2 separate regions of the Homo sapiens genome follow, and region 1 is linked to region 2. A link is an interaction called in ENCODE POLR2A ChIA-PET data of the cell type or tissue named here. Cell type or tissue: OCI-LY7. All regions are shown on one strand. Each heading gives the region's core, and the rest is flanking DNA. Links, peaks and the distances in the headings are about the cores only. Region 1 overlaps LOC105370082 (a long non-coding RNA gene). Region 2 has its middle 22 kb from the start of LINC02370.

Region 1 (11,323 bases), core at 2,152-10,151, 100 kb after region 2:
CAGAGTGATCTGTGTCCTGGGGCTCAGGGCAGACACGGGTCCTCCCTGCCCACAGTCCCCGCCTCCTCCTGATGGAGCAGGCCCATCTGCTGGGAGCACTACCCACGGGGGGGCATACTTAGAGTAACAATCATTCCTGTTTATCTGAAATTCAAATCTGCCTGGAAATTTATTTGCTGGAGGGATCAGCTGTGTTTCCAGGGGCACTTTGCTCCCTTGGTGCCTGTGAGGGGGTTTCTCCTTCCAGAAGAAGTCTCTGTAACCAGCGCTCCCACTTTCCAGGGTCTCCTCACAGCTCAGGGTCTGGGTGGTCCCTGTGGCCTGCAGGGCGGGCTGTTCTCTGTCCCTCCAGCAGGGACAGCGGCTGCAGGTGGGTCTGCAGGGAGGCCGGGTCCCACCAGGTGGAGGCCAGAGCTGGGTCATTCAGTTCTCTCTGCTCTTGTCCTGACACCCTGATGTCAGCTCGGGAAAGAGGGGCCCCTTTGCCTTGGCCACTCCTTGGGGCACAGGCCTCCCTCCCCACCCCACCCCAGCAGTGGAGGCCAGAGCTGCAGGGACACCTGCTTCCCTCACAGGCTGGCCTCACAGCCTAGCCCTGAGAATGTTGATTTGCCTTGTTGGCTGAAAGTGTGTCCAGAATTTGTGGGTTCTTGGTCTCACTGACTTCAAGAATGAAGCCATGGACCCTCACAGTGAGTGTTACAGCTCTTAAGGTGGCGTGTCTGGAGTCTGTCCCTTCTGATGTTCGGATGTGTTCGGAGTTTCTTCCTTCTGGTGGGTTCGTGGTCTCACTGGCTCAGGAGTGAAGCTGCAGACCTTCGCGGTGAGTGTTACAGCTCTTAAGGCAGTGCGTCTGGAGTTGTTCATTCTTCCCAGTGGGCTCGTGGTCTCGCTGGCTCAGGAGTGAAGCTGCAGACCTTCGTGGTGAGTGTTACAGCTCATAAAAGCAGCGTGGACCCACAGAGTGAGCAGCAGCAAGATTTATTGCAAAGAGCGAAAAAACAAAGCTTCCACAGTGTGGAAGGGGACCCGAGAGGGTTGCCACTGCTGGCTCGGGCAGCCTGCTTTTATTCCCTTATCTGGCCCCACCCTGCTTTTATTCTCTTATCTACCATCCTGCTGATTGGTAGAGCCGAGTGGCCTGTTTTAACAGGGCGCTGATTGGTGCATTTACAATCCCTGAGCTAGACATAAAGGTTCTCCACATCCCCACTAGATTAACTAGATACAGAGTGTTGACAGAAAGATTCTCCAAGGCCCCCACCAGAGTAGCTAGATGCAGTGTCGATTGGTGTATTTACAATCCCTGAGCTAGACACAGGGGGCTGATTGGTGTGTTTACAAACCTTGAGCTAGATACAGAGTGCCGATTGGCATATTTACAATCCCTGAGCTAGACATAAAGGTTCTCCACGTCCTCACCAGAGTAGCTAGATACAGAGTGCTGACTGGCATATTTACAATCCCTGAGCTAGACATAAAGGTTCTCCAAGGCCCCACCAGAGCAGCTAGATACAGTGTGGATTGGTGCACTCACAAACCCTGAGCTAGACACAGGGGGCTGATTGGTGTGTTTACAAACCTTGAGCTAGATACAGAGTGCCAATTGGTGTATTTACAATCCCTGAGCTAGACATAAAGGTTCTCCAATGCCCCACCAGACTCCGGAGCCCAGCTGGCTTCACCCAGTGGATCCCGCACCGGGGCTGCAGGTGGAGCTGCCTGCCAGTCCCGCGCCATGCGCTCGCACTCCTCAGCCCTTGGGTGGTCGATGGGACTGGGCGCCGTGGAGCAGGGGGTGGTGCTCGTCGGGGAGGCTCGGGCCGCACAGGAGCCCATGGAGGGGGTGGGAGGCTCAGGCATGGCGGGCTGCAGGTCCCGAGCCCTGCCCCGAGGGGAGGCAGCTAAGGCCCGGCGAGAAATCGAGCGCAGCGCTGGTGGGCTGGCACTGCTGGGGGACCCAGTACACCCTCCGCAGCCACTGGCCCGGGTGCTAAGTCCCTCATTGCCCGGGGCCAGCAGGGCCGGCCGGCTGCTCCGAGTGCGGGGCCCACCAAGTCCACCCTCACCCGGAACTCCAGCTGGCCCGCAAGCGCCACACGCAGCACCGGTTCCCACTCCCGCCTCTCCCCCCACACCTCCCTGCAAGCTGAGGGAGTGGGCTCCGGCCTTGGCCAGCCCAGAAAGGGGCTCCCACAGTGCAGCGGTGGGCTGAAGGACTCCTCAAGTGCTGCCAAAGTGGGAGCCCAGGCAGAGGAGGCGTGGAGAGCGAGCAAGGGCTGTGAGGACTGCCAGCATGCTGTCACCCCTCAAAAGTGCAGAATGGCCTGGTGTATTAGTCTGTTTTCATACTGCTAATAAAGTCATACCTGAGGCTGGGAAGAAAAGGAGGTTTAATTTGACTTTCAGTCCACATGACTGGGGAGGTCTCACAATCATGGCGGAGGGCGAAAGCCACTTCTTCCACAGTGGCGGCAAGAGAGAATCAGGAAGAAACAAAAGCAGAAACCCCTGATAAACCCATCAGATCTCATGAGACTTATTCACTATCATGAGAATAGCACAGGAAAGACTGGCCCCCATGATTCAATTACCTCCACGGAGTCCCTCTCACAACATGTGGGAATTCTGCGAGATACGGTTTAAGTTGAGATTTGGGTGGGGACACAGACAAACCATATCACCTGGGTTTGATCTTGGCACTGAGGGTCTCTGTGAGCTTGAACTCCTCTCCCCAGGAGGGGATGGGCATGGCTGGTGCATTTTACGGCCATGGCAGGCTGATGGAACCAATTTAACAGCTGGCTCATAAAAACCCTCAGATGTGAGAGTCGGCTCCCACAGGCTGCTGTGGGACAGATACAGCTCCCTGATAACCTTCTAGGACCTGCCTGAGCTGGGGGGAGGAGAGGAATCCCGACCCCAGGGGCCTGGACACCAGGGGGACTCCACTCAGATCCTCTGGCCCTGAGCATTCCCAGGACCCCCTCTTGGGCTTCTGTGTTCTTCTCTCTCCAGGGCTGGCTCCTGACACTCCTCTTTGGACAACTGTCCTTAGGCCACTGAGCCCAACCGGCCCCACTGCAGTGAGCTGGAGTGGCCTGGGGGCCAGCCATGCTGAAGCTGCCTCCTCCCAGCTTGTGGGATATGATTTTGGTGTTTACAGTTTTCAGGAATTATATAAACCAGGTATGACACAGGCTGAACGTCAGTCATAGTGAAATTATTCACATCCCAGGAAGCTGGCAGGGGCTGTGCTGCTGCTGCCCCTGGGAGCGAGTTGTTCCACACTCAGCAGCTCGCTGGCTCTCATCCTCCCCACCTAGCGAGGCCTTGACCAGTGACAGGGGTGTGGGAGCCTCCAACAGGGTGGCTGAGGCTGGGTTCACGCTCCAGGGCGCCCCTGCAGGACCACAAGGAAGCCATTGCAGTCAGGAGACCTGGTGCTCACAGCTTTGCTTGCCCTGACCCCATCCCTGTCCCGGCTCCCTCCCGGCCCTCCCTTCATGCACCACCTGTTCCTGAGTCCTCATCCCAGGATCTGCTTCTGGGGACCAGGCCTGATAGGCTCCAAAGCTCTGCTCTTAACCAGCACCGCAGCTGGAGGAAAAGCAGGAGGCATTTGGCTGTTGATGATCATGACATTTTCATTATACTGTGTGGTTTGGGTTTATTTTACCCAAGGAGCACAGTCCACAGAAAATAGAACATTTCAGGAATACCAACCAAGCTAAGTAACATGTTCACATGATATTTATTAAAACTGTGATGAAACCGGCTCCACAAACCATTGATAGAAGATGGGCTGTGTAAAACCGGTACTGGGAAAACGGGTTGTCTGTGTGGAGGAAAGTAAGACTGAATCGCTAACCAATACTGCAAACAAAGATGGAGTCTAGATGGATTAAAAACCTGAATATGAAAAGAGAGAAAATACGAAAACATATAGAGTCTTTGGGAACTTGTGCCTGGGAACAATTTTTTAAACACATTTGGAAAGCATAAACCATAGAAAAATGATTAGTTTTGTCACATCAAAACAAAGGATGCCTGCTTAATGAAGAAGACCATGAACAAAATCATTAGACGACTGGCAAAATGGGAAAAGAGATTTGCAAAGTTTAAAACTGGAACGTGATCAGTGTGTCAAATATACAATGTAACTTTGTAAATCAACAAGGAAACAAGGAGAAATCCCAAAGAATGGACAGAGCGATGTGAGCAGGCAACACCCAGGAGAGGAAATCCCAACAGGCCAAGATGCCACACCCAGGCTGTCTCCTGTCACTCCTGGCGGTGATTAGGAAGCTGGCGGCTCCCAGCCTGGGCAGGGACGCAGGGATGTCCTGCAGGTGGGGGTGGACGGAGGGCCCTGGACCCAGCGGTCCCACCTCAAGTAGACACCCAGGGAGGTGCTGACCCAGGCCCACAGATGACCTCTGAGGCCCACAGATGACCTCTGAGCCTGTCTGTGGGGGCCGGGAGGGGCACAGGACCTGGGTGGGTGTCCCTGGGAGAACAGAGAGGAAAATGGGGTGGGCGCACACGGAGAACCATGCAGCAATGAGACAGCATGAGCTGGTGCACACGGAGCGATATGAGAGCATCTTTAAAACATGATTATTTGTAAAAGTTTACAAATACACAGAATGAAATTAATCACATGAGACCATTGACGTTCATGCCCGGAAACAGCAACGGGCACTCTCCAAGAACACGTCCCAATAAAAAGATCGTCATTACACACGGCTCAGTGATTTCCTAACGGCAGGGAGGGGAATGGGAGGAGGAATGGGAAGGAACGAAAATACATCATAAAGCCTGAAGCCTGAGGGAATCCACGCGCAGAGAGATGAGATGTGATGTGTCACACACTGTGCAGTGGGGTTCATTCACTCCTGACTCTTGAGGGCCAGTCATGAAGTGGGGGAAGAGATGGACGCAGTGAGGTACGGGCTGTGAGACCCGTGGAGACCTCAAAGGCTGGGTGTCAGGATGTGTGTGTCCTCCCTCCCGTTACAGGACAGTGTGACCACACCCCCTGCCTGGCTCTGCCCCTCCAGCCTGGCCCCGCCCACGCCTGACCCAGCCCCCTCCAATGTGGCCCCGCCCCTATGGCCTGACCACACCCCGACCACACGTCTCCACCTTGGCCCCACCCCTGTGGTTTGACCTTGCCCCTCCATCCTGGCTTCCCCCAGTGCTTGACAGCACTCCATGGTTAGACCATGCCCTTCACCCTGGCCCCACCCTTCTGTCTGGCTCCTCCCCTCACCCTGGCCCCACCCCTATCTCCACACCCATGGCTTGGCCACCCCTGTCCATCCTATCCCCACCCCCTCTTTCTAGCCATTTCCTTCTCTGATCCCTCACCTCTACCCTGGCCCTGCCTTTACGGTGTAACCACACCTCTCCACCCTGACCAGCCCCTGTGGCTTGACCCCACCCCTCCATCCTGGCCCCACCCCCCATGACTTGACCACACCTTGACCACACCTCTCGTTCCCGCAGATCGAGCCCGCCCCTCCCCTACAGCTTGACCACACCCTGACCACACCCCCACCGTGGCCCCGCCCCTGTGGTTTGACCCCGCCCCTCCAACCTGGCCATGCCTCCTGTTTCACACCTGGCCCCACTGCTTCAGCACAGCACACCTGCAGAGGGCAGGAATGATCCCAAGGTGGGTGTAATGAGCTTTAATCTGTTGGAGTCAAGCCCAGCGCTTTGGAAACCCCTGGTTCTGCTCAGGCCTGAACCTGAGCAAGGCCCCTTCTCTAATCCAAACCCTGACTCCATCGGGTGGTGGGCGGCCTGCACTGGCTCTGGGCCCGGGACAGCTGTGCTCTGTCTATCCCCCTTCCCCAGCTGTCCTGTGTCTGCGCACCTGTGTCAGCACCTGAGGAAGGCAGCGCACTTGGTCTGTGGGGAGGAGCCTGTAGGGATGGGGTCCCCCATAGCTCCCCTGCCGCCCACATCCAGCCTGCCCAGTCTCCCCACCGGGAGCTCCCCTGAGTACCAAGACAGTGACACTCTGTGCACGAGGACCCCGCTGTGCAAACTGAGAATAATGAAGGCATTGAAGCCAGGCCAGCGGTGCCAGCAACTTCGTACCGCATTTCTCATGTTATTTCAATGTTGCCTCAGTCAGGAAGATTTTCTAGAGCCAGGATAACGGGGCGGCCATCGGTAGACGCGGCCTTGAGAGGAGACTTCTGGTCCGCGTATTTGAGGTCCCTGGACCGGAGGCCACTTCCCTTCTCCAGGCACCAGGGCTGGCGGTGGCCGAGGGAGCCACGTGCCTTTCTGGCGTCGGTTTCTCCTTCTGTACAACGGGCCTCGTGGAGCGCCCCTCCTAGGGCTCTGGGTTTATTTTCTAACTTTCATGGCTGCGTCCACGTTTATCCGTCCCCACTGCCACCGCCACCGCCACCACCACCGCCACCTCTTCCCAGGAGAACCGCAGTCCCCCAGCCCTGCTGCCTCTCACCGCCACCGGGCCATTCTCTGCAGGGGGCCAGAGTCACCTTTTGCTACGTTCACTGAATGGTCACTTGCTCCCCGAAAATCCCCTCTGTGGCTGTGCGTTAGCCCCAGCCCGAACCACAGAATGCAGCCAGAAGGGAGGCCTGGCCCCGCCACCCCACAGGAGAGCGGGAAACACAGAGCCGGGGCGAGGACTGGTAGGGGGCCTGGAAAGAGGGGACAAGGAAGAGGGCCAAGGTTGGAGGATGCAGGGAGGAGGGGTCAGAGAGGAGCAGGGAAGATAGGCAGGGAGGAGGATGCAGGCTGAAGGGCGCAGGGAGGAGGAGCAGGGAGGAGAGGCCTCATGAGCCGGGGGCTCAGGGAAGCGCGGTAACCTCCCCCAGGCTGGGGCAAGGGGAGGGAAAGTGGGCAGGGCTCAGGAGTCCCCTCAACTGCTGGACCAGGGAGACACCCACCTCCCACCCAGCAAGGTCCATCTTGGCTGGGGACAGACAGTAGGGCAGAGGCGCCACCAGGGTTGGGACCACATGGAGGCACTGCGGTGGGAGCTGGGGGCTGGGGAGTGCCCTCCTCTCAGGCTCCTCCCACGTCGGGTTCCTACCCACTCCTGTTGTCAGAACCTGGCCATCTTCTGCCCAGGAGCCTCAGGCTATCTCTACAGGGCAGAGCAGGGGTGGTGTGGCTGAGTCGGCAGGATACACACACACACTCACATACTAAAACACACATGCTCATGCACACGCACACACACATGCACACGCACACACTCATGCACACATACTCACATCTTACAGAACGCACACACACTCACACACCCATTTATGTACTTACACTCACATGCACTCACACACTCACATTCAGCACTGAGGCAGACAGGGCTTGGCAGGCTGACAATAGAAAAACGAAATTCTACCAAGATATTGAAAGAGGTTATTCTGAGCCAGTATGCGTGCCCGCAGCCCAGGAAACACAGCCTGGGCAGTTCCTGAGAGTGCCCCAGGGGCTGGTTACGGCTGATTTCATGCATTGCAGAGAGACAGGGCCTGCAGACACAATCACGAATCCATGCAGGGAAGGGATACGTCGGCTCAGCCCGCAAAGGCGGGACCACGGGAGGCCGGGGCTTACCAGTCACCGGTGGGTTTCCGGGATCTTTTTAGCTCACAGCTGGCTGAGAGAGCCAAGCTTTGTCTAAAGTCTTGGAGTCAGGAGAAGGGGTGCTGGGGTTAAGAGAACGGGTCTGCTGTCTGTCACCTGAGCCGTACCACAGTCAGGCTGGAAGGTGAGCCCCATTATACCAGGTTAATAGAAAAGCCCATTTCATGAGATTTTATGGTTTGTAGGGTGTGACTCCCCAGGACTCTTTGAAAGGAATCTGGGCAAGAGATGAAAAGGTCAGAGTTCAGTCCTCAGGGGACTGACCCTTGAGCCTGGGATCCATCTCCCTCCACCTTCCCCCAGCCCTGCTGAACCTCATTAATCCCAGGACACCGTGGCCTCCCCATGGGCCCTGACCCCTCTGCCCTCTGCCAGCGAGGCTCCCTCTATGTCCTGGCGGGTCCTGCTCACCCTGCCCCTCTCTGCCCAGCCCCTCCCCAGGGGGCGTGTCCCCACCCACGTCCCCCAGGCCTCGGCCCCTCCTGCACCCACTCGGCACTGCAGGACTGGTTGGTGTCCAGTTCAACTCTGTCCCTGACACAGGACCCTGTGCTCAGACTGCCCAGCCCTGCCTCACACACGGTAGGTGCTCATTAATTGACTGTGGAGGGGTAGTGGCCTAGAGAGGAATCTGGGTGTGGCCAGGTGGTCTCAGCATCTCCATCTCACCCTGGAGGGCTTCCTGCAGGAGGGTGCACTGGCCCCACAGAGAGCGCCTGTCCTAAGAAAATAATAGAAGGAGGGCTCTGCTTCCGGGCTCCAGCAAGTGCTTAGGAGCCTGATCTGGGGCCACCTGCAGGTCTGTCCACACTGGAGATGGCACAGCTCTGTGCCAGCCGCGCAGGGGACTGTGTGCTGAGCCAAGGGAGCCAGCACTTCTCTCTTGAAAAGCTGAGGCTGTAGGAAAAGGGGGGCTGCAGGCCAAAAGCCTCTGCGACACTCAGCACATAGTGGGGAAGGGGGGCGTCCCTAGGGTACCAGGAGGGAGAACCATGGCCCAGGAGTCACTGCCAACCCCATCCGGCCCTACCTGGCTGTCCACCAGGCCCCTGGCTCTTCCCCAGACCCAAGCTGCCCTGGGCCATTCTCCCAGGTCCCTGCCCCTGCCCTGGGCCAGGCCACCGTCCCTGATCGCTGGGCCAACAGCAAGGGCCCTGCCTGTGCAGGTGCCAGATGTGATCCCATCGCATGGCAGGGCTGAATTCAGCCACAACTCTTAGAAAGGAACAGAGAAGCCTGCACAGAACGCAGTGGGGACTGAGATGCGGCAGCGATCCTGCCACCCTGGAGGGAGGGAGGGAGGGCACTGCCAGAATTCTCACTTCACACCTCTATGTTCATCCTGAGATAGGAACGGATCCCTTGTTTATGGGGCAGACCCACACACCATATGTGGACTCTGTCCTAACGCCGGCACAGAGGGCAAACTGCTTGGTCAAAATCGCCCTTAGAAATCACCCCAAAACACAGTGCCCAATGGTTCTGCAAAATATATACAGAACAGACGCAAACATATTCAGGATGCAGAACACAGACTGAAATGAACAGCGGATAATAAATGGCGTATGTGTTAAATCTAACTGGGCATATTCGATTTGAACTATTTCTCTCATTTTGTCTTGCAAAATGCATATCTTGGAATTCCTATAACTCACATGTGGATATGGTGAGAATCCAAAGTTGCTGAATCATGGAATAGCCAGTCAGAGCCCAGGCTCCCTGAACAGCACTGGGCAGCCACCACCTCACAGGTGCAGAGTCTCACGTCAGCAGAACCAGAAAATCAATTACCCGCGCCACGGCTCCACAGTGAGGGCCGCTGTGAGCTGAGGGGCCTCTTGGGCCAGGCCCTGCTCTGAGCACCTTCCAGGCAGGACTCACTCAGCCCAGCACCCCAGGAGGTGAGCTGGCTGCTGCCCTCATTTTATGGAGGAAGAAACAGAGACATTAAGGAACCTGTCGCAGGGAGCACAGGAGTGAGAGGGGAGTGGGGTGGGGCCTGTGTGATTTTGATTCCTGCTCTGAACTGGCCACACTTGTGTTCAGTCCCCCATGAGGTCACCTGTGCCTGATTCCTCTTGGTAGCCTCAGTGACACACAATTCGTGAGGGAATGAATGAATAAATGAAAGAACAAACCAACAGGTGTGGGTCACTGTCCCCAAGTGATGCTCTTTGAGCCAAGCTCAACCTTCTCGGCCCGGGTGGTCAGGGGAACGTTCACTGCTCAAAGAGTCCCCTCCACTCTGCCAAACACCCCCTGTGCCTACAGAAGCCACGCCCAGGAGCCCCTCTTAAGGTTCACAGTAGCTGAGTTTCCCCAGGTCACTGACTCCCAGGCGGCACTGGGCCCATCTTAGGCTATGGTGGGACTGAGGCTGGTGGGACCAGGACCTGAGGGCACTGGGACAGCCCGGGAAGCCAGGTCTTGGTGGGTGGAGAGGCCACCACCCCAGGCTCTGCTCGGAGGCCCCTCAGCCTCCCTGGCTGTGTCCAGCAGGCTGACCCTCGGGGTCCGGGCTCCGAGTCCACTAGCTCCTGCCTGGGTTTGGCCAACAAAGGGCACAGGCAGGAGCAGGAGGAAAGAAGGAGGGGGCACAGGGTGGGCCCCATGCCCTGAGGTTTCCTGCTGCATCCTCCATGGCCCAGAGTCCCCGGGACAGCCCTCTGCATCACTGCCTCCCACTGACCTGGGCAGGGCCCTATATGCCCCCTCCTTGCCCCCCAGCCCCAAGGCTGTGGCTGTGGTCACTCTCTGGGTGGCCCCAGGCCCTGCACCTAAATCTGCAGTGAATTCCCCCTGTGCTCTCCTGCCTCCCATCGAGTCACCCTCAGCCTCCCAAGGAAGTCGGAGCCCAGTGGGGCCAAGGGGGCTGGCTGGGGTGGGGCTCCCCGTGGTCACCGGCTGTTCTAAACCATGGCCCTGTGGCAGCCTCGCAAGACAGAGGAGGATGTGGGGACAGAGGGCAGGACGTGTCTGAGGCCACATGGTTTGGGGCCCGTGAGGAGAGAGGCCTCTCCCCTTGGTTTCACCTGGTTCTTCCACCTGGGAGGGGTGCAGCTTTCTTCCTGCTCCCACCTGGGCCCCACAGGCCACAAGCTCCTGGGGCGGCCTGTGGTCTTCCTCTTTCTCCCTGTGTGGGGCCCGGGGGCTTTAATGCTGTTAAGCTGCCCTGAAGCATTTGTCCTGGGCTGCGGAGGCCAAGGACAGGGCCTGACGGGGTGAAATGCAGTTTCCTCCCAGGTCTGGGCATCCCCTGGTCTCCCTTTCAGATTTAACTGTCATTTCGGAATTCCAGTTTTCAACACAGATCTGCCCTCACCTCGGGGCGGCCACTCCTCCCAGTGGAGAAGCAGGTTCACTAATTACCAATGCCAGACAGCCCCCCCGCTGCCTGGGGGTCATCGCTGTGCCAAAGCCCGGAAGCCAGGTCCACCTGCTACCCCCGCATCCTGGGCTGCTGTTTAAGGCCACCATGCCTCGGTCACCTATTTGTCTGCAAATTTATTACTCACAGGCAGCAAGAAACAACAGAAGGCTGGGTCCGTAGTGAGCCCATCCCCCAGGCTCAGCCAAGCTGCCAGGGTGGATGGAGGCTGGACTGTGCCCTGCTTCAGCACAGCTGAGGGACCCTGCAAGGCGGCCCACCCTGGGCTACATGCCTTGGGGGACGCGTGACCAG
Region 2 (11,323 bases), core at 1,483-9,482:
ATGAACAAATGGATCCATGGGTGGATGGACTGAAGGATGGATAGATGGGTGGAGGGGTAGAAGGATGTATGGATGGGTGGATGGGTGAATGGTGGATATGTGGGTGGATGGGTGGAAGTATGGGTGGCTGGGGGGATGGGATGGATGGATAGATGAATGGGGGGATGAATGGTGGGTAGGTGGGTGGATGGGTGGCTGGCTGGCTGGATGGATGAATGTGTGGGTGGATGAAAGCATGGACAAATGGGTGGATGGATGGAAGGATGGATGAATGGATGAGTGGAAGGATGGATGAATGGTGGATGGGGGGTGGGTGGTGGGTGGGTGTATGGATGGATGAATGAATGAGTGGATATGTGGAAGGTTGGATGGATGGATGGATGGATGGGTGGGTGGATGGATGGATGCATGGATTAATGGGTGAATGGAAGGATGGGTGAATGGTGGATAGGTAGGTGGGTGGATGGATGGATGGATGCTGCTGGCCTGGTCAGGGGATCACTGACCCATGCTGGGAACCTACGTATTTCCTGTTCCTCCAGGTCGGCCCTGTGCTGACCTTTAGAGCGGAATAATCTTAACCTGCATGTGTGGAACTGGGATGGCTCCATGGTTGCCTGGGCTGAGGCTTCTTCCTATAAGGTTGGCAGGAGGATGGCAATTCTCCTTAGCTGCAGATCTACAGGCTGGAGCAACAACTATAAAATACATTTCCTTTTGAATAGACAAAGTGTCCTCCAACAGTTCAAAGGACACTCATTGACAAGCAGGTCTCCACAGTGTCCCTCGGCCTCCAGTTCCCTCCCCAGATGCAGCTGGTGTTATCATTTCTGTTCATCCCTCCAGCAAATACTGTGTCACCAACAAGGAAACACATGGCTATGTCTCTTCTTCTCATGCAAATGACAGGGTGGTTTGTGTGCGGCTCCACATCCCTTTCACACGGCGCTCATGGGAAAAGTCCCCATCAGTCAACAGTGATCTGCCACATTCTTTACCCACTGGATGGAGGATTCCAGGCCTGGAAGCTCCAGGCTCATTTAACCCACGCCTGCAGCGGGTCCCTCACAGGCTCCCCATCCTTTGCTAAGATGCTCATGTGGGTGCATTCATGGGAATCATTCCTGGAGGGCTGCTTGGTGGAAGAGGAAGTGCATTTTAAAGTTTGTCTTCTAATTTTCACACCCTTGTTGGTGTGCAGTTCTGCGGGTTTGGACCACTGCACAGACTCATGGAAGGGAGACGAATGGATAGTAAGCTGCGTATATGTTCAGATAAATGGATGGGCAGATGGGCAGATGGATGGATGGATGGATGGATGGATGGATGGATGGATGGATGGAAGAGAGAGAAAGATGCATAGTAACCTGGGTATATGTTCAGATAAGTGGAGGGACAGATGGATGGATGGATGGATGGATGGATGGATGGATGGATTAAAGAAGGCTGTATAGCAACCTGGGTATATGTTCAGATAAATGAATGGGGAGATGGATGGATGGATGAAAGAGAGAAGAATGGATAGTACCCTTGGCATATGTTCAGATAAGTGGATGAACAGATGGACAGATGGATGGATGGATGGATGGATGGATCGATGGATGCCTGGAAGAAAGAAGAATGGATAGTAAGCTGGGTATATGTTCAGATAAGTGGATGGACAGACAGATGAACAGCCCCATCACCCACACATCCCTCCACACTTCCTCTTGTACTCACCCCTCCCCTCCACCCTAACACCTGGAAACCGCAGGCCTCTTCTCTGACATCCAGAGCGTCCTATAAATGGGCTCATGCAGTGGGAGCCTTCTGGGTGGGCTCCCGGCCCTCAGCGCGGGTCATGGAGAGTCGCCCGGGCGGCTGTGCGCACCCACGGCCTGCCCTGCCCGTCTCCCTGCTGAGCGGCGTCCACTGCACCTATGCATGGCGACTCGTTCTGCGCTCACTGATGGGGGCGTTTGCGTTGTTTCTGGTTTCTGCAATTACAAATAAAGCCACTAGGAACTTTAACCTACATTTTTTTGTGTGGAGGTAGGCTTTCACTCCACGTGAGTGGGTCCCTGGGGTGGGGCTGCGGACTCACATGCTGAGTGTGTGGAGTGTTTGGCTGGAGCAGCAGCCACCCTGTTTCCATAATGAAGTGGCTGCACCGTCCACTGTGAGCGCAGCTTGCTCGGCAGCCTCAGCAGCACCTGCTATCATTTCCTTCTTTCTTTGCTTTCCTTTTTTTGTTAATTTTAGCATCCTAATAGGTGTGTGCTGTGACCTCATGATGACTCTAATTTGCATTTTCTTAATAATTCGTGACATTGTCCATTGTTTTATGGGCTTATTTGCCACTTGTATATTTTATTTGGGAAAACGTCTGTGTACATTTTTCCTCATTTAAAAAATATTGTATCCTTTGCTTTGTTACGGTTGAGCTTTCAGAGTTATTTACATATTCCAGATACAGGACTTTGGTCAGATATATGAATTGCAAATATTCCTTGCCAGCCGGTGGCTGGTCTGATCATTATCTAAACTCTGTCTTCTGCAGAGCAAAAGGGTTTAATTTTGATGAAGTCAAGTTTATAGATTTTTTTTTTTTAAGAATTGTGCTTTTGTCATTGCCTAACTCAAAGTCACAAAGCTTCCTCCAATGTTGCTTCTAAAATGTTTGTAATTTTACGTTTTACACGTAGGTCCCCCATACATGCTGAGGTAGTTTTTGCGTGAGGTGGGAGGTGTAGGTGGAGCTCACTGTTTTGCTTGCGGACCTGCAATGGCTACAGCCTCATCTGTTGAAAACATGATCCCTTCCTGATGTGTTGTCTTTGTGGATAGATGCGTTGAAAATTTTAGTGAGTAATATAAAAGCCCTCTCCAGCCAACACACATTTATTCCTCCATGAATGAATGCACTGCGGGTGGATGGGGCTTTGTCTCCCTGGCGCTCAGTGCACGGGTGGGGATGGGTTCTGTCTGTGGGGGGAGGTGTGGGCCTCTGTGGGGGAGGCAGAAGGTGCCCAGGAAAGTGGTCACGAATCAGCCGCACATAGTTACCCCTAGCGTCTGTGCTGACTCCCACGCCCACCTGCATCTCTGGGGGTGGTCTCCAGGCATAGTTACCCCTGGGGTCTGTGCTGACTCCCACGTCCACCTGCATCTCTGGGGGGGGGGGGGCGGTCTCCAGGCACGAGATTGTCTCAGGCTCCTTGGGTTCCAGAGCACACCAGGACTGACAGCCCCTGCTCCCGGGGCAATGCTGCTGACACGGCTGCTGGTCAGGCCGCTGGCCGGCCAGGGTCAGGATCCAGGGGCCTCTGAGTTGGAGGAGGGGGCTCCTTTACCCAGGCAGCCCCGCTCTCCCAGCCAGGGCCCAGGAAGCCAAAGCTGCTCTCTGCTCACTTCTGCTCCAGCTGCTGGCTCGGTGGGCCTGGGTCCTGCCACTGCTCCCCAGGGAGCTGTAATTAGGATTCCCATGCAAGGAGTTGATGGAAATGGCATTTCACAACACTAATGAACTTCTGCTTTCTTTCCGGAGCCACTTAGTCTATTTAAAATGCAAATTGAAGTCAATAGAAAGTGGCTTGTCTGAGTGCCATCCGGGGATGTGGTTGGTTTCTGTTGGAGGAAAGACGGGCTGTGGTTCCCCTGGTGGAGAAGACGGGGACACTCAGACCTGTCTGTGCCCAGGGCTGGCTCAGCATTGCCCTCCGCAGGGGAGGGGCTCCCTGGGTCAGGACTTGCGCAGGGACGGGGAGGGGAGTGACCCGAGGATCGTGTCCCGCCAGAGCCCATGAGGCCCGAGTCCTCCAGGTTCTTGAGTGGAGTTGTTTTTATCCCAATTATCCAGGTAACTGCCCGAATTCCTCCCCCATTGCCTGTGTAGGTTCAAGTCACCACCCACATGTGGGCTGCCTGGGGCATCCATACCGCTGGCCAGGTTGGCTGACCTCCTGCTGACTCAGATTGTGACCCCCTCATTCCCTGAGTATCCGAATTGATCAGGGGAAGTGGTGGAAACAGGAAGTTTGGGCTGCTGGGAATAGCAGGTGAGGAGTAACGCATCTCCTGGGAACGTGATGACCCTAAGATTTAAGTCAAATATGTGCTCTCAAAGTTGTCATTTGTGTGTATGGCCACCTACCTTCTCACTAATCCATCCACCATCCATCCATCTGTTCATCTGTCTGTCCATCCACTTATCTGAACTTATACTCAGTTTACTATCCAGTCTTCTCTCTTCCATGCATCCATCCATCCATCCATCTGTCCATTCATCTGCCCATCCACTTATCTGAACATATATCCAGGTTACTATCCATTCTTCTCTCTTCCATCCATCCATCCATCCGTTCATCCAGTTATCTGATCATATACCCAGGTTACTAACCATTCTTCTTTCATCCATCCATCCATCCATCCATCCATCCATCTGTCCAACCACTTATCTGAACATACACCCAGGTTACTATCCATTCTTCTCTCTTCCATCCATCCATCCATCCATCCATCCATCCATCTGCCCATCCTCTTATCTGAACATATTCCCAGGTTACTATCCATTCTTCTCTCTTCCATCTATCCATCCATCCATCTGCCCATATATCTGCCATCTAATCTCTCATCCATTTATACACCCATTACCCGTTTTAACCAGTCATCTGGATTTTACCCAATTACACCATTTATCCTGCAATTATCCAGTCTTCCACTGCACACCCATCCCCGTTTTTACCAATTCTCCATTTATTTGTCTGTCCATTTTCTTCTCTGTTCCTTAATGACCCTATCATTCATCACTCTCCAAAGAGAGTGAGGTTTATGCCACCCAGTCCAGAAGCTATTCTCCTTTCATGTTAAGAGAATCGATGTGGTCACTTAATCAGATGCCACTTTGTTTAATTGTCACATTATCACACCAGAACCACTGTTCCTGCCTGGACCCAGCCTCTGCTCCTCAAAGGAGTCAATTAGCCATCTGAGTGGCCACCTGACACATGATGTGCAGAGATGGGAGGAGACATGCCGAGCAATTTCTTTTATGCTGGGGCTGTTAATGCTGTGAAGTCTGACTAAGGGTTTCTGTCCACTGATGGTGCTTTTCATGCAATGCGTGTGGTTCTGTTCCTGTCTGAGTCCACCCTGAGTCTGCCTTTCTTCCACACCCTGAGACCCTTCCATGCAAATGTGCCTTTCCTGACAGCCAGGCTGGTGTGGATAGAGAAGAACTAGGCAGCCATGTAGAATGTGGTGGAAACATGTCTTCTCTGGAAACATCAGCCTTCACCCCAACACCAGGGAAGTGCTTTGAGCTTCACTGTCCTAGATGCCTTCCTGTGGGCTGTCCACAGGCCTCTCTCTGATGCCAAAGGGATTTGCTCAGATGAGAAAGAAACACCAAGGGGGCTGGGAGGGTGTGCAGACCTGAGAGGTGAGTTAGAATATCCAGGAGCTGCCACTCCCACCGCAGGAGGGGACCATGGGAGATGCAGGAGGGGACCATGGGAGACCCAGGAAGGGACCATGGGAGACCCAGGAGGGAACCATGGGAGATCCAGGAGGGAACCATGGGAGACCCAGGAGGGAACCATGGGAGATCCAGGAGGGAACCATGGGAGACCCAGGAAGCGACCACGGGAGACCCAGGAGGGAACCACAGGAAACCCAGGAGGGGACCCCAGGAGAGCCCAGGGCTGGAGATGTGGGTGAGGAGTAAGTGCAGGAAGGGGCTGACCATGACCATGGAGTCCTCTTCTCATTTCTTCCAGGCCCTCTTGGGCCTTGTTTCTAGGGCTCTGCACCCAGATCGATGGGAGGAGGACGGTGCCATTCACTGAAATAATAGGAATAGATGTGTGAGGGGGAGCTGGCAGGGTGGGAGGTAAAGACTCTGTCTGGGGAATCCACTCACTGAGGGGCACCTGGCCATGGCCTCAGATCCCGCCCTCCTGACACCCACTCTGTTCTACCGAGTTGAAGGTAGAGGCACCTTTCTCTTGGCAACAGGAGGTCCAGCGGGGCTTTTCCCATAATTGTAACCCCCACCCCGACACACACACACACAAGAATCCCTGATATCCCCAAATTTGGTCAAGATCTAAAGTTTGTTTTGCTGTACAACTACTTTTATTGGAGTTTTACTTGCTTCCAACAAGGGAGGCAAAATTTCCTGTTTCCATGACAATGGAAAGCAGGTAACTTCTTTATGGAGTTTGAGCTCACTCCCAGCAGGGAAGACAAGTTTGAGTTTTTTCCTGCCTCTGGGATGGTAGAGAGCAGTCTTGAGCCTGAGACCCATCCCTCAGTAAGTAGCTGAATTGGGGTCTTGTCTTGGCTTAAGTTTAACAACCGGCTGGTCTTAACTTATCTTTATCATTAGAGTCTTAACTTATCTTTACCATTAGGTGCTCAGTGATCGTATTATTAGTTTTTGTTGTTGTTTGTTCCGGTCTTTCTGTCATCAGATTTGACCAACTCTACCTGACTTGGTCAAATGCAAGTGAGAATTCCAAATTACGGGTAACAAAGCCTCTCTAATTTGGCTAAAATTTCTCACAGCTGAAAAAGAGGAAAAAACAAAATTCAAAAACCCAAAAAACTGTGTGCTTGGTTTCTGTGTTTGCTTCCTGCTTTAAAAAAACAAATGTTCTTTCTTTATTTTTCTTCTACTCTATAGCTCCTTCCTCCCACTTTGACATTTGCATACCAAAAATCTAGAGAAGGCTTCTAAGGACTTGAACCCCTTTAAAGAATTCAGAACAAAGGTGCCACTCACCCATTCTGGGGTGTTCTGTTTTCTTTATGGAGTTTCAAGAGTCATGGGCAGATTTTTCTTAGGCCTAAAGCTCTGTTTTCCTGTATTGCATGACCTGACCTCTTTGGCTTTGGGGGTAGCAGAGATGACCTTGTACTGTGAAAGGATTTGACCTTGGCGTGTGTAATGGCAGATGAGAGCTACAAAGTTAGGAGTGGCTGAGCAAATACAGGAAATGGTCTTGGCTGTTTTTTGTTTGTTTGTTTGTTTGCTTCTCCCAGGAAGTTGTTTAAGGATCCTAATTCTAGTTTGGAGATGCATTCTTAAGGGTCTTCTCTATTGCTTTTTCTCCCCAAATTAATCTAGATTCAGCTTGTCTGTGTGCATTTGCATGAGGAACTAAACTGTTGTTTTCATAGGTAAATAAACTGAGTTTTCTCAGCTCCAAGGAGAAGAGGCATTTTGCTCTTCCCAGCTGAAAGGCACCAATGGGTGACTGGAGGCCTCATAGAGGTGTCTGGGGTGTTGACTCCCCACGACATGCAGGGGCCCTACAGGGAAATCTCCAGTGAAAATTAATTTAATAAAAAGATTTATTCAGGAAATGCATAAAAGGGCTGATCACCCAGCATTTTGAGCCCTCTCAGAGGTCATAGACCTCTGGAGAGAGAGAAACTGAGACATGTAAGAGGGCAGAAATGACTCAGTGGTGACACACTGTGGTGTCCTGTCCACAAGTAGCACACATCGATCCACCACACAAAAAAGCTAGGCTACAGCTCAGTTCCTCCTTAAAAAAAAAAAGGGAAACAAATAAGAATGAGGAGAAACAAGGAGAATAGCCCCTTTGTGAACACTCTGTAGATTTTATGGCACCTCTACTGCCAGAGTTTATGTAAAATGGAAGTAATATGGTCTTTGTGCACATTTACATTAAGGAAAAAGAGCCCTAAGGTCAACCTGCAAACAATAGAGTTCCTAAGTTTTCTTTTTCTCTATTTTCTTTTCTGCCTACTTTAAATCTGATGCTATTTTTCTATTAAGATAAAAACCACTGTTTGGATCCAACAGGCATTTTTTTACAAGCTGGTGAATTTTTATTTATCTCATGGCTAAAGTTTTGAAGTAAAAGCTATAGGATCCTTGTGTGTGTATATATTTAAAAGGTCTTTATAATTTCTATAATTTTATGTTTAATTGGCAATTAAATCTATTTTGATTTCCCTCTAGCACACTTTTATTTTTTCTCCCTGCACATTATGAGGTAAATTTTGCTATTTGATTTTTACCTGAGTTGTTTCCTTTAATATACACATTTAAGGCTTATTTAGCTGACAACTGTCTAGAGTAGTGAAACAGGTTATCAATAATTTGAAAGTCTAAGATAGGAAAAAATGTTTTTATAAACCTATAAGATGTGCTTCTATGGGCATGCCTAATACATATATCTATTTATGTGTTGTGTGCAAAATGTTTCACTGCTGAAAATATATAAAAGGGCTCTAGTTAATTGGCTTAAGAAAATAAAAGCTCTTGAATCAAATACTTTATCAGGAAAAAAGAAAAGACGAGTCAAATGCTTTTTCAAGTTTATGTAACTTAAGTAAAATCTTAAATAAGCTAGCTTTAAAATTATTGGTAAAGTATAATAATATTATAAATATGTTACGAATTGCCAGCACACATTTTTGTTTGCATTTACTAATTCAGCAATTTCATACTTATCCCTGCCAAATACTATAAGGTGTCAAAATTTGGCATAAGGATTTCAAAACCATAAACCCAGCCCAAAACAGAGTGATGTCTGCTTATGTAATTTTTTAATAAATAAGACATTGCTATTGGTTTAATGAAAATAGCTACATCCAGAATTTAGTAAGATTGCCATAACTTGTAATCTGTGGCTTTAGGCAGTCTAGTCCACAGACAGTAAGGTTTATTTTGGGAAAGGACTGCTATTGTCTTTGTTTCAAAGCTAAACTATAAACTAAGTTCATCCCAAAGTTAGTTCGGCCTATGCCTAGGAATGAACAAGGACAGATTGGAGGTTAGAAGCAAGATAAAGCCAGTTAGTTCAGATTTTTTCACTCTCTCAGTTATAATTTTACAATGGCCGTTCCTTAACTTTAAATGATGACTATTGCAGTTTTCATAAATAATCTAGGTAAATGATTAAAATAAAATAATTAGATAAATGTAATGGGATAAATACTTGTAGACAAACTCATCATAATTTAGAATCTAAAGTTATATCAAATTAAATATACATTTCATTATTTGGGTATTTTCCAATAAAAATATATTTGTAGGAAAATGTTTTTTCTAAAAAAGTGCGTTCTTTTTAAAAAGGTGAATGATTTTTGTATAATTCGAAGCTTCTTTAAAGGTTATGTATAAAACAAGGTAAAAGGAACCAGGAAATGAGAAAAATGCAAAAAAAAGTTATAAAAAGAAAGGTGATTTTTTTGGTAATAAAGCTTAAAGAGAAATAATTTTGTATGAGAAGAATCTTGTATGGTAAATTTAGTCCTCAAATAAAATGACTGGTGTTTAAGAAAGAGGAACATTCAGGACACACCAGAAAGTCCAAGCTGTCATGAATGGTCTTTGTAAGTCACAGTAAGAGGATTTGTCAAAAAAGACCAAAAACTTTCAGATCAAGTTGTCTATTAATTAAAGGGAAATTATAATGGTCTTTATAGAGACTGGGCTTAATGTAAAAACCACATATAAGAACAATAAAATTTTCTTAAGGGATTGATTTACTCTTAATTAATTATAAGAGATTTTAATTTTTTTAACCCAAAGTTCAACTTTTATTGCATCTTGCCATTTTAGGTTTTCTCTTCCCTTTTAAAGGGTGAGAAATAGTAATACTCTCCTTCAACTCATTTTTAAGCTCATATGTTTTTTTCTTTGAGATCTGTTTGTTGTGGCCTGATGGTAACAATGTTTTCTTAAAGTTCCAAAGGCAATGTTTTCTTCCAACATACCATTCTGTGTAGTGCAGAAGGTCTTTTCTTTTGCCATTGGTAACTGGCCTAACAGATTTTACAGTTTATTGAAACAATTGCTATGCCATTATTATTGTTTTGGTCTGCTTAGGAAAAAAACTCAGATTAAAAGAATTTTTTTTAAATTAAGGTTATTACATCCCTGTATCTTTCTGTATAAGCTTTTAAAGTCCTTGTGACATTGTGTTACAGGGCTTTGACTCATCTAAAAAGGACACCAAGTCCTGATAAATCTTAAACACTGACAACAATTAAAGCCTCATCTTCGGGGCCAGTAGAAGATGCCAATCAAAATAAACTGCATTCCTGAGACACAGGGCCAGAAATTAAAGCTATTCAACTCCTAAAGGCCCAGGGACTATCATGGAAGAGGTGGGCATATGAGATTGTCAGGGCCAATTTTGAGAGATAAAATAAGTTCAGTTTTTGTATGAATTAATCATTAATGTCAAAGGCACACTGATGCAAGACCAGCATATAGGCCCCTGTGTCAGATTAACAAGGTTTTCTTGAAGCATTCACCGACTCCTTAATAAATGTTATAAAGGTTATAGAAAGCTTATAGAAGTTATATCTTATGGTCAATATTTAAATTTTATAGATTGTTTATAAAATTTTGAAAAACAAATTTAATTGGCTTCATACTGTTTTTATTAGGGCTTATTGCTTGGAAAATTAAGTCTCCTCTTTGAAAGAATAAAGGTTTTTGCCCTTTAAAAAAAAAATCCTTGAGTTATCACTTTGGTGTAATGAACGACTTATTTTAAAATGACCTGTGATATCAAGTGTCTATCAAGCCTTTGATATATGACAAACTCTCAAATTATAAATTATGCCTTTTTCTGACTTAATTAATCCTTTAAGATGTTAGGTTCCCTAAAGTCCAAAAATGACATAATTTGTTTTATTTGTCATAAAAATTATACAAGAAGCATTGTCAAATATGAAATGGTGTTGGTTTTCTTTGGGCTGTATTTGTATAAATATGTGTTCCAAAATTATGGGAAACGCCTACAATTCCGATATGACTTAGTGTACATTATCAGTAATAATTATAATTGTTATATTAAATTATTTTGTGCCACAGAGGTAACAAATTTCCTTGTCAATGTGTCTTTGACTATGGCTTCCCTAAAACTGTTGTCATCCATGGAAAACTGTTGTCTTGTTTTGGTCCTCTTTAGAAGGTGTTTTTATAATCAGGTATAAAACTCCAACAGGTGCTCTTGAATACAGATTTCTGATAACTTTGGAGACTGTGAAATCAGAACAGAGAAAAAACTTTCAGGACTCATGGGTAGCTGAAATGTTTATGAATATCAAGCAGAACAAGAATTTACTGCATGGACTGAACTAAGGGAAGACTGAAGTAAACTTTTTGAAGTGATTTTTTGAAGCTTAAACCATTGCTAATCCTTTGTTTTGTTTTTTCAGAGTCAAGAAAACTTTTCTTTTGAGCTATTGACAGCTTTTAACAATTTAGTATACTCCTATGAACAAAATTTGGAGCATATTTGTTTCTTTCTACCTGATTTCTCCAGAATTTAGAAACTATTTTTGAGTATTC

Evidence for each region. ChIA-PET counts read pairs that join two places held together with the same protein. Peaks named below come from ENCODE experiments on the same cell type or tissue, not always from the same donor. Only the 100,000 strongest peaks of a DNase experiment are listed, where the experiment ranks them.
Region 1: POLR2A ChIA-PET joins it to region 2 with 5 read pairs; 2 of 35 experiments call an interaction of 5 or more read pairs at or near these places.

What each region holds. Positions count from the first base shown.
Region 1 is chr12:131,218,618-131,229,940 of GRCh38, reverse strand. It overlaps LOC105370082 (a long non-coding RNA gene), which reads left to right. Exons shown (of 4, transcript XR_945559.3): 4 at 1-4,742. Among named protein-coding and RNA genes, the nearest start is that of LINC01257, 59 kb to the right of the region's middle. RefSeq lists a silencer at 6,997-7,168 and enhancers at 7,363-7,462, 7,683-7,762, 11,127-11,176. In OCI-LY7, for the core only: a CTCF peak has its summit at 3,375; a DNase peak (open chromatin) is centred at 5,181.
Region 2 is chr12:131,320,214-131,331,536 of GRCh38, reverse strand. No RefSeq gene overlaps it. Among named protein-coding and RNA genes, the nearest start is that of LINC02370, 22 kb to the left of the region's middle. RefSeq lists a silencer at 7,442-7,491. In OCI-LY7, for the core only: no CTCF peak of the experiment used is centred there; no DNase peak of the experiment used is centred there.